Linked DNA regions of Homo sapiens: all the other regions are linked to region 1. Evidence: chromatin contacts called from ENCODE Hi-C or POLR2A ChIA-PET data. All regions are on one chromosome and are shown on one strand. Each heading gives the region's core, a stretch centred on a gene start or an enhancer-like site at or near the end of the contact. The rest is flanking DNA. Distances are from core to core; before and after follow the strand shown. Region 1 holds the start of NOLC1 (nucleolar and coiled-body phosphoprotein 1). Region 2 holds the start of NPM3 (nucleophosmin/nucleoplasmin 3). Region 3 holds the start of KCNIP2 (potassium voltage-gated channel interacting protein 2).

The links. Hi-C counts contacts between places; a loop is a spot of excess contacts on that map. ChIA-PET counts read pairs that join two places held with the same protein, here RNA polymerase II (POLR2A). Pooled maps may share reads with other maps.
Region 2: a loop to region 1 is called in a pooled map, with 8 times the contacts of the local background. The contact joins the promoter of NPM3 here to the promoter of NOLC1 in region 1. A Hi-C loop is called at or near these places in 8 of 50 pooled maps. POLR2A ChIA-PET finds 5 or more read pairs at or near these places in 2 of 52 experiments (CD8-positive, alpha-beta memory T cell and H1).
Region 3: a pooled map shows a loop between it and region 1 (2.7-fold over the local background). The contact joins the promoter of KCNIP2 here to the promoter of NOLC1 in region 1. A Hi-C loop is called at or near these places in 2 of 168 maps with a recorded cell type or tissue (CD14-positive monocyte and naive thymus-derived CD4-positive, alpha-beta T cell), 1 of 37 single-sample maps with no recorded cell type and 9 of 50 pooled maps. POLR2A ChIA-PET finds 5 or more read pairs at or near these places in 3 of 52 experiments (B cell, K562 and WTC11).

What each region holds. Positions count from the first base shown.
Region 1 is chr10:102,150,120-102,154,857 of GRCh38, reverse strand. It overlaps NOLC1 (nucleolar and coiled-body phosphoprotein 1), which reads right to left and starts at 2,469. Exons shown (of 13, transcript NM_004741.5): 1 at 2,328-2,469. The coding sequence starts at 2,447. PPRC1 (PPARG related coactivator 1) reads right to left here. Exons shown (of 14, transcript NM_015062.5): 14 at 4,525-4,738. RefSeq lists enhancers at 2,359-2,408, 2,579-2,878, 1,784-2,983.
Region 2 is chr10:101,780,644-101,785,381 of GRCh38, reverse strand. NPM3 (nucleophosmin/nucleoplasmin 3) reads left to right here and starts at 1,936. Exons shown (of 6, transcript NM_006993.3): 1 at 1,936-2,109; 2 at 2,458-2,543; 3 at 2,785-2,904; 4 at 3,031-3,124; 5 at 3,528-3,655; 6 at 3,750-4,057. The coding sequence starts at 1,992. The coding sequence ends at 3,646. OGA (O-GlcNAcase) reads left to right here. Exons shown (of 16, transcript NM_012215.5): 16 at 1-932. RefSeq lists enhancers at 2,369-3,008, 3,936-4,230, 4,109-4,738 and a promoter at 4,076-4,738.
Region 3 is chr10:101,841,648-101,846,385 of GRCh38, reverse strand. It overlaps KCNIP2 (potassium voltage-gated channel interacting protein 2), which reads left to right and starts at 2,586. Exons shown (of 10, transcript NM_173191.3): 1 at 2,586-2,890. The coding sequence starts at 2,818. ARMH3 (armadillo like helical domain containing 3) reads left to right here. Exons shown (of 26, transcript NM_024541.3): 26 at 1-787. RefSeq lists a silencer at 2,364-2,613 and an enhancer at 2,569-3,074.

The sequences.
Region 1 (4,738 bases), core at 1,220-3,719:
AAAACAATACACAGAAGAGTACAGGATCAGGCCAGGTGCAGTGGCTCACGGGCCTGTAATCCCAACACTTTGGGAGGCTGAGGTGGGTGGATCACCTGATCAGGAATTTGAGACCAGCCTGGCTGGTATGGTGAAACCCCATCTCTACTAAAGATACAAACATAAGCTGGGCGTGGAGGCGGGCGCCTGTAATCCCAGCTATTTGGGAGGCTGAGGCATGAGGCTGAGGCACAAGAATCGCTTCAACCTGGGAGGCAAAGGTTGCAGTGAGCTGAGATTGCACCACTGCACTCCCGCCTGGGCAACAGTGAGACTCTGTGGTCCAAAAAAGAGTAAATGATCAGAGTCAGTACAGATGGGAACTCACCTTTGGACAAATTACCTTATCTCCCTGAGATTATTTTCTTTTCTATAAAATGGAGATAATACTACACATCTCATTAAGTTATTGAGAGGATAAGACATAATGCATGTTGGCCGGGTGCGGTGGCTCACACCTGTAATCCCAGCACTTTGGGAAGCCGAGGCAGTAGATTCTTGAGGTCAGGAGTTCAAGAGCAGCCTGGCCAACATGGTGAAACCCCGTCTCTACTAAAAATACAAAAAAAAAAAAAAAAAATTAGCCAGGCATGGTGGGGCACACCTGTAGTCCCAGCTACTTGGGAAGCTGAGGCAGGAGAATCACTTTAGCCTGAGAGGCAGAGGTTGCAGTGAGCTGAGATCGTGCCACTGCACTCCAGCCTGGGCGACAGAGCCAGACTCCGCCTCAAAAAAAAAAAAAAAAAAAATTAAATGCATGTGAAGGGCGTAGCATCTGACCCTTAGTTAGCTCTTCACAAAGATTAGCTTTTCTCACATAAAACCATTTCAGAATCCTAATCCTGAGGCCGGGCACGGTGGCTCGCGCCTGTAATCCCAGCACTTTGAGAGGCTGAGGCAAGTGGATTTCTTGAGGTCAGGAGTTCAAGACCAGCCTGGCCAACATGGTGAAACCTCATCTCTACTAAAAATACAAAAATTAGCCGGGCGTGGTGGTACGCGCCTGTAATCCCAGCTACTGGGGAGGCTGAGGCAGGATAATCACTTGAACTTGGGAGGCGGAGGTTACAATGAGCCGAGATCGCACCATTGCACTCCAGCCTGGGCAACAGAGACTCCGTCTCAAAAAAAAAAAAAAAAAAAAAAGAATCCTAATTCTGAAATGTCCAATTCCATCCAGTCCACTGTGAAAGCACTCTCCGCAGTCTCCTTAACAGTCAACTCTAAACAGTTTCATTAAGAAAGCAGTTAGATCACATGGCAGCCTGTCCCAGCTTAAGGAAGTTTTGAGGCTGATCTGATTCTTTGCTTTCGCAGCCTGATTCTGCTAAAAGTGCAAGCCATCCTTCCTAGTCATGCTATCATCCCTGCTGAAGACCCCCCCTCTCTCCTCTCTCAAAGTGTCTTCCCATGCAGGAATGTCCGTTGATGTAGATTACAAACCTTTCACATTCCTGGTTCTCTTACTCTTACATGTGTTTGGAGCATCCTAAATTGCCATAACTATGGTACAGCTTTCACTTTTACAAGATTCCTCTGTACCAGCACTGAGATTGCTACTCTTACACATCATCTTACTGAAACTCACAAAAATCCTATAAAGTGGATGATGACATCCCTGTAGAAAGACTCAGAAAGGTTAAATAAACTGCCCGGGTCACGTATCTAAAAAGTGGCAGAGCCTGGTCCCAAACCTAGGTTTGTTTGATTCAATTAGCCAAAGCTCCAAGCCCACTACTATGCCTACTTGGTAGGGCTGTTGATGACTCTCAATTCTCAGTGTAACTCAAAACAAAACTCTGCTTCTACTTTCATTCATTTTCTTCTTTACAAACGAAAATCCCAGACTTCATTCTAAAGAAATTTCACTTGCTTTTGAATCCCAGTAAATGTGACTGAGGCTAAGGTCAAATCACGGTTTGCCTCACCCAACGAAAAGCCCCCCAGAAGATGCCGAAGAACCAACGTCCTCAGTGGAACAAGACTCTACCTCCCCGCTGCACTCTGCCAGCCATGTGGCTTGGGGCCACGAGGCTCCCACGCTGCCGCCGCTGCACAGGTCACAAGAAAAAAGCAACAAGACTCAGCGATATCTACTCAGACATGGAGGAAGGTAAGCGACCGAGGCCGCAGGCTTTCTCTGGTCACTGCCGAGGGGTCGGCGTAAAGGCCTTGCAGACACTGGACTGGCGGACCCCCAGACTTCCCCACCTGGAAACCTAAGCACGTCAGGGCCTGAAGCCTTGTGGTCATCTCAGCCCGGTCCCCGCCCCAAGCCCGGAACTCACAGCTCCTGTCGCTTTGGCGAACTTATTGGCCACCTCTGAGAGTTGGTTATCGCGCAGGAAGCCGAGCACGAGGGGATACAGGTCGCTGGGAACCACGCGGCGAATGCCGGCGTCCGCCATCCTCCAGGCAATACGCGTCACTACCGTTGTCGACGCAGCACGACTCAGGAACCCAACAGGGGCAGTGGGCGGGCCTGTGTTACGTCATTGCGCCGCGCGGGCGCATAACGGAAAGGGTGGGCTCCACAGGGCAGTCCCACCTTCACCTCAGAGGTAGGGTAGACGGGAAATCTATAAACTCTTTCCGGTCCCACGCGTATCGCCATCTTGGTTAAGGGCGGAGCCCACCGGCCGCCAGCTTGTGGAGGCGGAGCTCTGACGTCAGGGATCACGCCCTCGGCGTGGCGGGAAAACTCGGGACTTCCCGCGCAGTCTTTCTGGGGGAGGTACCTTTTCTCAGAGCAGCGGTTTCCCGCGCCCCTGCTGGGACTCGGATTCCAGAGTAATGAGTGGACAAGCGGGCTCGAACAGTTGTTCTACAAGATCTCCCAACCGCCCCCATGGCGTACTGGCACGGCCAATGGATTCTCGCCCTTCATCTTCACTGCCTCCAATACCCAGGGAGGCCCTTTCTGATACCATCCCAGCCTCCAGACTCCTGCCTCTGCTGCAGAAGATCCTTCGGGTTATCCGTCGTGAGGGTGGGAGGTGTTGATTTCCCAAGCTGCCCCTCCCATCTCCCTTATATTCCGCCTTAGGTCAGCTCCATGAAGAGGAAAGGTGTCATGCACCAAACCTGAATCACACACAGCAACAATCTATTCAAGCTGAAGAGATTGTTGAAAATAACCCTTCTTCCTCCGGGATCAGAGTTCACACTCTGCCTTTGTCATGAGTAACTCCAGTATCAATGCCTTTGTCATGAGTAACTCCAGTATCAATGCTCAGACCTACCAAGTTAATTCCAAGTTCTGCCACATTCCAGATATTAGCAGTTAGCAATCCCTTCAATCCTACCCACTACCCCTTGGCTACCTCCCACTAATGCCGCTCAGGAAAGATAAGGATCCTCATGGGAACACACCCCCCTCTCCTATATAAAATTGGCCAGGCATAGTGGCTCACAACTGTTATCTCAACACTTTGGAAGGCCTAGGTGGGAGGATCCCTTGAGCCCAGGAGTTAAGAGGCCAGCCTGGACAACACAGTGAAACCCCCCTATCTCTACAAAAAATTTTTAAAATTAGCCAGGTGTAGTGGCATGCACCTGTGGTCCCAGCTACTTGGGAGGCTGGGGCAGGAGGATCAACTGAGCCAGGGAGGTCAAAGCTGCAATGAGCTATGATCCTGCCACTGCAATCCAGCCTGGGCCACAGAGTGAGATCCTATCTCAAAAATCAAAAACAAAGCTGGGCACGGTGGTTCATGCCTGTAATCTCAGCACTTTGGGAGGCTAAGGTGGGTGGATCACCTGAGGTCAGGAGTTCAAGAACAGCCCTGGCCAACATGGTGAAACCCTGTCTCTACTAAAAATACAAAAAAAATTAGCCAGGCATGGTGGCGGGTGCCTGTAATCCCAGCTACTCAGGAAGCTGAGGCAGGAGAATCACTTGAACCCGGGAGGCAGAGGTTGCAGTAAGCCAAAATCGTGCCACTGCACTCCAGCCTGGGAGACAGAACAAGACTCCATCTCCAAAACAAAACAAAAAAATTCAAAAACAGAAACAAAAAACTCCACAGTTCCCTCTTCCCCACGCTTCCTGTTCTACCCACATGCATGCATTATTTAAAACATTTGAGCACCTGCTGTGCCATGCAGTGTGCTCAAGCTATTATAAAATGATGAACATAACTGACATGATGAATGTATACACCTGTCGCAGTTTAGAAAACCTTTCTTTGGAACAAGTGTGAGCTTCTCTAGGTCCTTGTTATCAAAATCCCTTCCTGGACCAGTATCATCATCCCATTGTCAGAATCTACATTCTAAAAAGATCGCTAGATGATTCAAATTCCCTTTAAAGTTGAGAAGCACTGTCCTAAATGACTCATTTTAGACAATACATCTGAGGAACCAAGGTTCAAATCCAGTGGGATTTTTGCACCTGACCAGGGAGAGGCATGTCCCTGGACCATGTTCAGATAGGAAAAGTGAATACATTTGGCATTAGCACCATATAAAGACGCACAACAGCAGTTGGGAGTTCTCTCTAGTTGATGTTTATTAGTCTGCATAGTGACTTATGTTCCAAACACTGGGGATCCCCTCAGCCCCTCCTATCTTACATAGGAATGCAAGTTAACTTGTTTCAATACCTGTTATAAAAAAACAAATACCCCTTTTAAAAAATCTGATTCAACATATTTTTTATTTCACTTTTTTCCATTTCTTTATAAAACAGTCATCTCAC
Region 2 (4,738 bases), core at 687-3,186, 370 kb after region 1:
TACTACTGATTTTATTAAATCAGAGTCTTTAATTCTTGCATGTTTGTATCTAATTTCTGAATGAATGAGCACACTTTAACCAGTTATTTACAGTTACCTTTTTCCTTTAACCGGATTGTGAAAGCTTCATGTATTTTAATTTAGATTCTGTGTTTTTAAGGGTTCTGAGCATGAAGCTGGCAGATAGTCGGCAGGACTCATTTTTTCATCATGGCTGGCTGATTTCTCCATAGATTGATAACAGTATTTTGTTATCTTGCTTCTCTGTAGTTTTGCATCAGCTGTTTAACTTTGAGCTGAGTGAGGGGAGAGGGGTAAAGAGAAAGAAACTTAAGTTTTCTTTCACAGAACTCCACCATTGTGGGCTTTGAGAGAGCCCTAAAGCATTGTACCTAGTGGTACCTAGTGACTTCCAACCAAAGCCTTTGAGTATGCACTAAATAGGTGAGAAGAAAGGAGAGAAGGTTTTTAGGTTAGAAACCTTTAACCGATAGAAGGATATGGTATGTTGTAAAGCTGGAACCAAGTTTGCATTTTTGAGGGCTTGAGATGAAGGGAAGACTCTTACCAGATAGTAAGACAGCTGAGTTTTCCTCAGTTTTCTCGTCTTAACACTAGTGGACAATTCTAGCATTTTGTTTGGAGGATTTCAGAGTTAACCTCATGGAATTCAGGATTTTTTAGCAAGTTTGCTTTTGGTTTTATCTTGGCTTTTAGTAATCATGTTGGCTGGTCTGGTCACAGGTGACTGTGAAACAGATGCCCTGGTCTTGCTTTCATCACTCTAGGATCATGAAGTGCTATGCTATTTCCTGGTTATGAATATTAAGGTTGGAATTACATTTTTATTGATTGTTTGGATCAGAGCTCAGTTCCTGTAGAAAACGAACTGTAAAAGACCATGCAAGAGGCAAAATAAAACTTGAAGTGAATGCTTGTCGTGTTGTATTGTGTGAATCTATTTCCTGTCTGCCCCCTCCCTTTTCTCCTCTTTCATGCCTCACCTACAAGCAGGTATTCTCTCCTCTCCACAGCTGTTCCAAGTTAGAGATTGGATCTTGAAGGCAGCCCTCCCCTACCTCCATCACCAGTAAGACTTCCAGATTTTCATTAAGACAAGAGCTAAGAAAAGTAGACTAGTTTTTAGCCAAGCCACCCCACCCTCTTGCCACAGTTATAACCTGGATGTGAAATAGGGCCTCTAGTTTGAGTTTTGCCATCTATTAGGATAGAAAGCACACAGTTTGCCTGATTCTTAAAAGGCGAAAGATGGCGCGAGTAGCATAAACTGACAAAATAATCCACGGCGCAAAGATACTCCTGGATGATTTGGAATTAAAAGCTCAAAAAGCGTGGGTGGGCCAGGAACAGCCAACACACATGAGCTAACTAGTCCTCTGCTAGCAAGTGCCAGCAGCTAAGTCTCAGTGAAGGCATAGCAAGTTGCGGGGTCTTTAGAGCAGGAAGAATTAAGAGAGGCTTAGCCGAGAGGACAGACAGGACAGACGTGTTGGGATGGAAATTCCTAAGGCTCCTCGGCTCTCTTGAGGCAAAGACAATCTGAGTGCATTTCCTTTGCTTGTAGCAGAAAAGCACTGCCCTGAACCCCACCTTTGCTGGGAGGAGTAAGAAGGGTTTACATTTTTATATCTATAACTCCTTTAACGAAAGCTTACCCTGGGTTGGAAGAGTGGGAGACACTCTTCCGACACAGAGCGAGGAGCTTGGGGAAGTGGACACCCTCATGGTCGTGGAAATGAGCAAGGATGTTAACATAAACCCCAAATCCATTCTTCTGTGATGTTACTTCCTTTCTCTTCGGTCTTGATAAAATATGAGCAGAAGCTGCGGGCTCCGGGTAGGGCTGCGGGGTCTCGGCGCCTTTTCTTTTCCAGGACTGTGCGTCTCCTTTAATGGGCGGGGCCGGAACTGGCCGAGGGTCCCCGGCTTTGTGCGTGTCGGGGGCGGAGTTTGAAGAAGGCTCTTACAGCATGGCCGCCGGTACTGCAGCTGCCTTAGCGTTTTTGAGTCAGGAGAGCCGAACGCGGGCCGGGGGTGTCGGGGGCCTACGGGTCCCGGCCCCGGTCACTATGGACAGTTTTTTCTTCGGTATTAGTGAAGGGAGAGGCTGAGGGTGGTACTGGGGCGGTAAGAGGTAGGGATGTGAGGCGGGAATGCGGAGGGTTTCAAGGCGTGGGTGTGGGCGGAGGGCTGCTTCGCTGTTCCCGCAGGAGAGGGGGCCTCGCACGCACAGCCAAAGGGGGTGGCGAGATCCCTGCCCCAGATGTGTTGGGCGGGGCCCACGGCAGAGCGTCCCAGGTGTTCTGAGAGAAGAGACGGAGGTGGACGTGTAAATGACCCGTCCGCCCAAGGTTACACGTGACGGCGGGTTGGTGACATCCCCCGCTGCCCAGCCCCGTACACACGCTCAGGCATACTCACTGTTATTTCTACCAGGCTGTGAGCTCTCCGGCCACACCCGCTCCTTCACCTTTAAGGTAGAGGAAGAGGATGATGCGGAGCACGTGCTGGCACTAACCATGGTGAGGGGCAGGGGAGTGGGGTTTTAATGAATAAGCCCAGGCAGGCAATATAGGTCTCTACCCAACCTCCGGATCCCCTTTACTTGGAGACACATCCTCAGCCTAACCCCCCGGCATGGGCGGCTCCCCTGGCCAGGTGAACCGGGACCTCTGAGGCTGGGCAGGTGCTAGGGTAGATGCCTTTAGTTGTGGTGTCAACCCTCACTTGAGGAGACCCTGAGGCCCTGTGTACCGTTCCCAGCTCTGCCTCACCGAGGGAGCCAAAGACGAGTGTAATGTGGTAGAAGTTGTGGCCCGGAACCATGACCATCAGGAGATCGCAGTCCCTGTGGCCAACCTCAAGCTGTCCTGCCAACCCATGGTGAGTTCCCCAGCTCTGCCTTGGTGGTGGTGGTGGTGGTGGTGAGGGGATTGAGGACGTTAGCACTCATTACAGTGTGGGGTGGGCTAGGAGTGGGCCAGGCCTTCATCCTTGTCTTCCTCCCAGCTCAGTCTGGATGACTTCCAGCTCCAACCACCTGTAACCTTCCGCCTGAAGTCGGGCTCTGGCCCTGTGCGGATCACTGGGCGGCACCAGATTGGTGAGAAGAGGGGAGGGCCCTCTCCTTTGCTTCCAGTGGACTCTCCCATCAGGCTTCCCCCACTCCGCACTCCTGCCCCATCCCACCCTCATCTCCCAGTGCAGCCCTGTACAGGTCTGTGTGCCCTCCACGCTGTGCCCTGTGCATGACATGCCCTCTCCTTTCCGTCTACTCAAGCCTACCTCCTCCATGGAACATGGCCCAACTTCTCCAGCTCCAATAATGAAGACTCCTTTGGCTCTTTGTGACCCAGTTTAGGGTCTGAGGTTCTTCCCACCTAGCCCATAAGCACTGGGAGGTCATGGTCCCTGTAAGCCTAACACCACGGCGTGAAGAAATGGCATGCGGTGTGAAACGGTCTGGTCTTAACACCCCATCCTTCTACTGCTTGTGTGTCCACCAGTTACGATGAGCAATGATGTTTCTGAGGAGGAGAGCGAGGAAGAGGAAGAGGACAGTGATGAGGAAGAAGTTGAGCTGTGCCCCATCCTTCCTGCCAAAAAGCAGGGGGGCAGGCCCTAGCCCTCCTAGGTGAGTTGCGGGGAGAAGTGCCTAGCAGGCTCTGGGAAGGGGCAGGAGAAGCAGGTGAGGGCCTAAATGCTGATTCCTTGTTTCCTCTTTTCAGGTCAGCTCCATGTGCCATGCACCGCCATGCACCCTGTTCCCTGACAAGTTTCAACAATTGTAAATATTTCTTCCTTGAAGAGGAGAGCTTGGGTGGGGGTTGGGTGGGAGGGACTTGGGTCTTTGGTGCTAGGAGAGGGCCTGTGCTCCACACAGCCGTGGTTTTCTGATTTTCACCATGCCCGGGGCCTCCCTTCCCACCTGCCTGTGAGAATTGGAGGTTAGTGCCTGAAGCTCAGAGCTACACATTTTTAATAGTTTTTACATTTTTGGATAAAGGTTGAAATAAAGTGGTGTGGAGTTTTTGCAGCTCTTGTGTGGCTTCTTCCTGTGCTGGGTGATGTTTCCCTAGGGACCGCCAGGTGGCACTGTGGAAGCACCCAGCGTGGCCCTGGGCCTGGGGGAGGGTGGAGAACTGTGGGATCCTCTACCCTCATGGCCCTGGGCTAGGACCTGGGGCCTGGGCCCCAGTTGCCTTGCTGGAAGGGGACCTCCCAACACTCAGCCCATTCCCAGTCTCTGCAGGTGGGAGAGGGTCATCGCAGGAGGTTATCAGCATCCAAACAAGGGGTCTGGGCCTCTGTCAGCACTCGGCTGATGGGCAGGGGGGCAGATAAGCGAGCTTAGGCAGCCTGAGGAATGCGCGTCCCTAGCCCCACGAGGGTCTCTGGCCCAGAGAGGGCCTGTGAGGGCAGGGCGGGACCAGGCTTCGCTCCTCCTTTGAGCCTTGCAGGCTGTCTCTGAGCAGGGCTGGGCCCTTAGAGAAACCTGACTCCGGGGGCCAGATGGAGGGGACTGGCCAGATTGGGTGACAGGGAAACCAGAATCCGGGTGGCCTGGCATATGGGGGCAGAAAGGGGCCCCAGGGAATTTGCCTCCTGGACTAAGGGATTCTTGTCCCCCACACACCGTGGGGTCTGGGGGTCTTTGGTGCCTGGAATCAGGTAGTTCTGGCACTTGGCTGCCTTTGTGCCAGGAAGAACTGACACA
Region 3 (4,738 bases), core at 1,337-3,836, 310 kb after region 1:
CCCCACCTCCCTTAGCCCCCCCTCCTCTGGCAGCCTCTCCTGCCTCTGCTGAGCTCCCCTCCACGTGTTCCACCCCCTTACCCTGCTGTTGTTTACATCCAACCTGCCTGAGAATTTCCTCTGGGGAGGAATCTATTCCTGTCATGGTCTAGTGCCTGGGAGGGAGAGAACTTTCTGGGGGTAGGGTGCCCTCCATCTGAAACAGGCCAGGTGAGCATCATGCATAAGGCCTCCATTCTGTCCGCTCAGATTCTGGGTGGGGCCACAGGCAAATCTCCTGACTTATGGGGAGTTGGCTTGTGGTTCCTCCCTTGGATAGCCTCCATGGAACCACTATAGGCTTTCCCAACAGCTGCCTCTGAAATAGCTGCTGCTTCGAGATCCTCCCTTTTTAAAGCACTTTCTAAAGCCCTCAGGATGGCGGGAGCAAACAGCACTGGTATATTCTAGGAGTAAGTGCAGGAATTCAGCAGTGAGAGCATGTCTGGGACCACCTGGACTGCCATCCATTTAACCTCAAATCTCTTTGGGATACTCGCCCTCCCTGGGAACCAGAGTTCTGGCTCTAACATTGAGCAGCTATGCACTAGTTCCAGAGAAGCCACTAACAGGCTGCCATGTGTAGATGTAGGTTCTTAAGAGATCACAGGCTGGGTCATCTGATCACTGGATGGATAGCTCAGCCTGGGGCATTTAGTGTTTTCCCTGGTGATAAATCCCCAAGGCAGCTGGATTTGGAGCTGGTGGCAAGTTGAAATTATTAAAAATTGATTTGTGTGGGACTGTCTTTAGTGTTGCTTTTTTTTTCCTTAATCTCTGTTGCCCAGACTCATTCCTCAAAGATAGAGGTAAGGTAATCTCCTAGGTGCTGCTGCCATCTGGCTAGGGGACCCCTACCTGCCCTTGTGAACTCTCCTCCTTCCTCTGAGTCTCCTGGCCCTAGTAGAGGTCAGTTGGGTTCGGAGAGCTGTAACCTCTCTTGTCCTCTGGGTAGAAGGAGGGAGAAGAGAGTTAGTTCCCTTATCTCCAAACTTAGTGGTATTGAGGAGGCAAGCCAACCCATTTGGCCACTTACGGATTCCTGCCAGCCTTTCCTCCAAGTGAATGAGGACAGGTCTAGGGCATGGGGCACTAAGCAGAGGGCTCCTTGCCCTCCATTGTAAAGGCCCTTCTCTTGACCAGTTTATTCACATATACCTATCCCAGAACTCCAAACGAGAGTGCCCATTCTCTCCTGGAAATCAACCTTAACAGGAGCTGCCCAAGCACTTTCTATGCCCAGCCTCTATACCAGGTCTGTGGAGCCTCCTCCAGAGCCAAGGGAGATCCAAGCGCAGGGCATTGCTCCTAAAGACAATCTTACCCTCAGCCACTTGTCCCCCTCTTAGGCCTGAACTCCCGCCACAATTCCTGCTGGGTTGATTAAATCAAGTGGTTGGAAATTAAAGCCAATTGAAGAGATTAAGTGTGCTTGAGTCACTTTAAAGTTTTTGGTCTTAACAGGTCACTCCTTTGGACCCACCAGACAAGGTCCCCTCATCCTCATAGCAACGGGTTGGGGGGCTTTTGGGTGTGGAGCCCAGGAAGCATCCTGAGGAAGGTCAGACCTGTGACGCTCAAAACACTCAGGATCCATTCCTGGGAGATGAGGCAGCCCAGCTTCCGTGCTAGCCCTGCCTTTGGAAAGGAGCTAATCTTAAGGAAGGGGTTTCATAACAAGGGCATTTCTTTCCTACTCTGTATCCTGACTTGGATCCCCAAACCTGTCAGTTGCTCCCCATATCTGCTGGAAAACAAGGAATCTAGGACAGGACAGGTGACAAAAGAGAAGGGCAGAAAAGTTGCTGCAGGGGAGGAACAAAAGAGCAAGGATGTCTTGAGAAACTGACCTGGTTCACTAGTTTTTTTATCTTCCTAGTCGGCCTATGGGGTTCATTAGATCAGTGAAGGAGGCACCCTGAGAGTGAATAGGTTCCAGAGACGGGGTCCTGGAGTGGGTGAGAGTTGGGGTCCTTCTGGAACTTGAGAGAAGATGAAACAGTAGTCCATTGGCCCACGATGAGCCTGCTAATATTAGAGGCTGGGTTGACTCTTCCTTTGCATCCCTAACCTGCTTTAAGCACGGTGGGGACTGTCTGGGACCACGAGAGACGCATACACGGGAGGAGGAACAACAGAGAAAATACAGGCTGACATGGAGACAAACGGAGCGGGGACTCAGATATGATACCCCAGGCTCTGCCTCAGCCAGAACTGTGTTGACGAAGGGGGACGGGGTGCCTGAGAATTGGGGGCGGGGTTTCCTCCTCTCAGTGGGGCTCTTCTGTCCCGCGCTCTCCTCCTCCCCCACCCCCCCCCCCCGCCAAGCCCCGTGACTTCTGCTTTAGGGGCAGATTGCTGGGGAGCTAGTCTCCTTCCCCGCACTTTGCAGTTCACCCTTTCACCGGGTGCCTCCCCCGGGCTGCAAAGGGTGGGGGGCGGGGGTAGGGGGAGCCAATCCCGGCAGCGCCAAAGAGGGGAGGAGGCGGTGACAGCCGCGGGGAGGGGGCGGGAGGAGAGAGGCAGCTCGGCTCGGCTCCGCGCTCAGCTCCGCTCTGCCTCCGGCTCTGCGCTCACCTGCTGCCTAGTGTTCCCTCTCCTGCTCCAGGACCTCCGGGTAGACCTCAGACCCCGGGCCCATTCCCAGACTCAGCCTCAGCCCGGACTTCCCCAGCCCCGACAGCACAGTAGGCCGCCAGGGGGCGCCGTGTGAGCGCCCTATCCCGGCCACCCGGCGCCCCCTCCCACGGCCCGGGCGGGAGCGGGGCGCCGGGGGCCATGCGGGGCCAGGGCCGCAAGGAGAGTTTGTCCGATTCCCGAGACCTGGACGGCTCCTACGACCAGCTCACGGGTGAGTCAGTGACGTGGGGGTCGCGGGAGGGAGGGTGGATTCCATTCCTCCAGACCCTTCCGCCTCTCCGACCCCGGCCTGGCCCGCACCCACACTCTGCCCCATTCCCAGGCACTCTTATGGCCGGTCTGGGCGGCAGGACACTGGGGGTTCAAAGCCTTGGGTCCCGCAGGGGTTGGGGAGGAACAGAAGAGGCAGGTGTGGAGAGGCAGCAGGTGTGGGCGTATGTGACACAGGGCTGAGAGGGTGTCTGGAGTGGGAGGTGTTACGTGCGTGAGCACCTGTCATTCTGTGTGTGTGTGTGTGTGTGCGCGCGCACCTCCCACAGCTGGTTGCCATGTGCCCTGGGCTTGGTGACAGCTAGGGTGAGTGTGATTGTATGTGGCAGTGCAATTGTATGGTCTCGTCAGATGTTTGAGTTTGCGTAGGACCCTGGTTGTACTGATGAAGTTGTTTTGACCATGTGTCTCTATGTGCAACGATGTGTTGTGAGTGTGTAATTCTGTATGAAGTGGTGTGTAACTACCAGAATGTGTCAGGGCTCTACTTTAGGGTGGCTTGTCTCTTTGTAAGCCTTCATGACCATAAGCCCTCTGGGCAAGAATTTGTTAAAGTAGGTTGTGTTGTGTTTTGTGGTTGTGAGATTAGTGTTCAGTGCTAGTTGTGTACTTTCATGTGGTGATGTCTGCAGCGGGGCTCTGTGAGTGTCTATGACGTGTCTCATCCCTGCTGCCTCTCTGGCTTCCTGGTACAGATAGGGGTCTTTAGTACACCCCACTCCTTCACCAATTTTTCCACAAATAGCCCAGGTGGACCCAAGGAGGGACTTTAGTGTTCAGCTGCCCAGTCTGGTTTCCAAGAGACCTTATGGCTCCAGCACCTGGCCCCTGTAGGGAGGCTTTAGTTAGTGCTGGGTCAGCCCTCTCTCCCCACACCAAATCATGTACTGAGATTATTCTTACAACTGAATCCTTCAACCCCCAACAAACCTTTCAGAACTTCACTCAAACCCCAGGAAAACACATCCTCTTCCTTCCCCTCCAGAGACAGAGCTAGAAGCTCTAGGCCTGGGAAGTGCCATGTGGTGTCCTGCATGTCCACCAAACCACTTGGCTGCCCGGGCATCCTCTCTTTCCCACATGGGGAGGTATGTGAGGCCAGTACATCTGTGCATGTGCATGTTCCTGGGTTTGGTAGGAAGAGCCATGTGTTTGTGTAGGTGACTGTGTCACCCTGGGTACATTTCCATGTATGTGTTTGTGTCTCTCATTGTGCAGCCTGCTCTAGAAAGCCAGCAGAGTGGGAGGAGGGAGGCTGTCTCCCTGAGGCCAAAACAAAGCTGGGGAGGTGGAGGGAGGCCATGATCCTTGTCCTTCCTGAGGGGAGTGAGATTGAGACCTGGGAAGGGGGAGGGGACTAGGATGAGGTGCCTTGAGCATGTGTCTTCCCCCATCCCCCATCACTGTCCCTAGGGAGGCCCTAGTCAGGATCAGGGGAGCCACTCAGGCTGGCCCCAGATGAGAGACCATGCCAGATGTGCCTCAGAGCTGGATGGAATCCAAAGGACCCACTGTCCAGCTCTTCCATGAATTCTGTTCCCATCACCAGCTTAGGATTCTTGAGAGTAGTAAGGGCCTAGGGGCCTTCAATAGTATCACATTAGTCAGTGTTTGCTTCCAGCTTTAATGGGTTCTCACCCTTAGTGAAACCATCCCTTCCCCACTTGGCTATTTGAATGAGATTGGGTGGGGGAAGCATTTGTATTTGGAGATGCCCTGCCCCAGTTCAGTCAGGAATGGAAGTGTACCAGCTATGTGACTTTTGTTCTCTTGGCCTCACCTTTCTCAT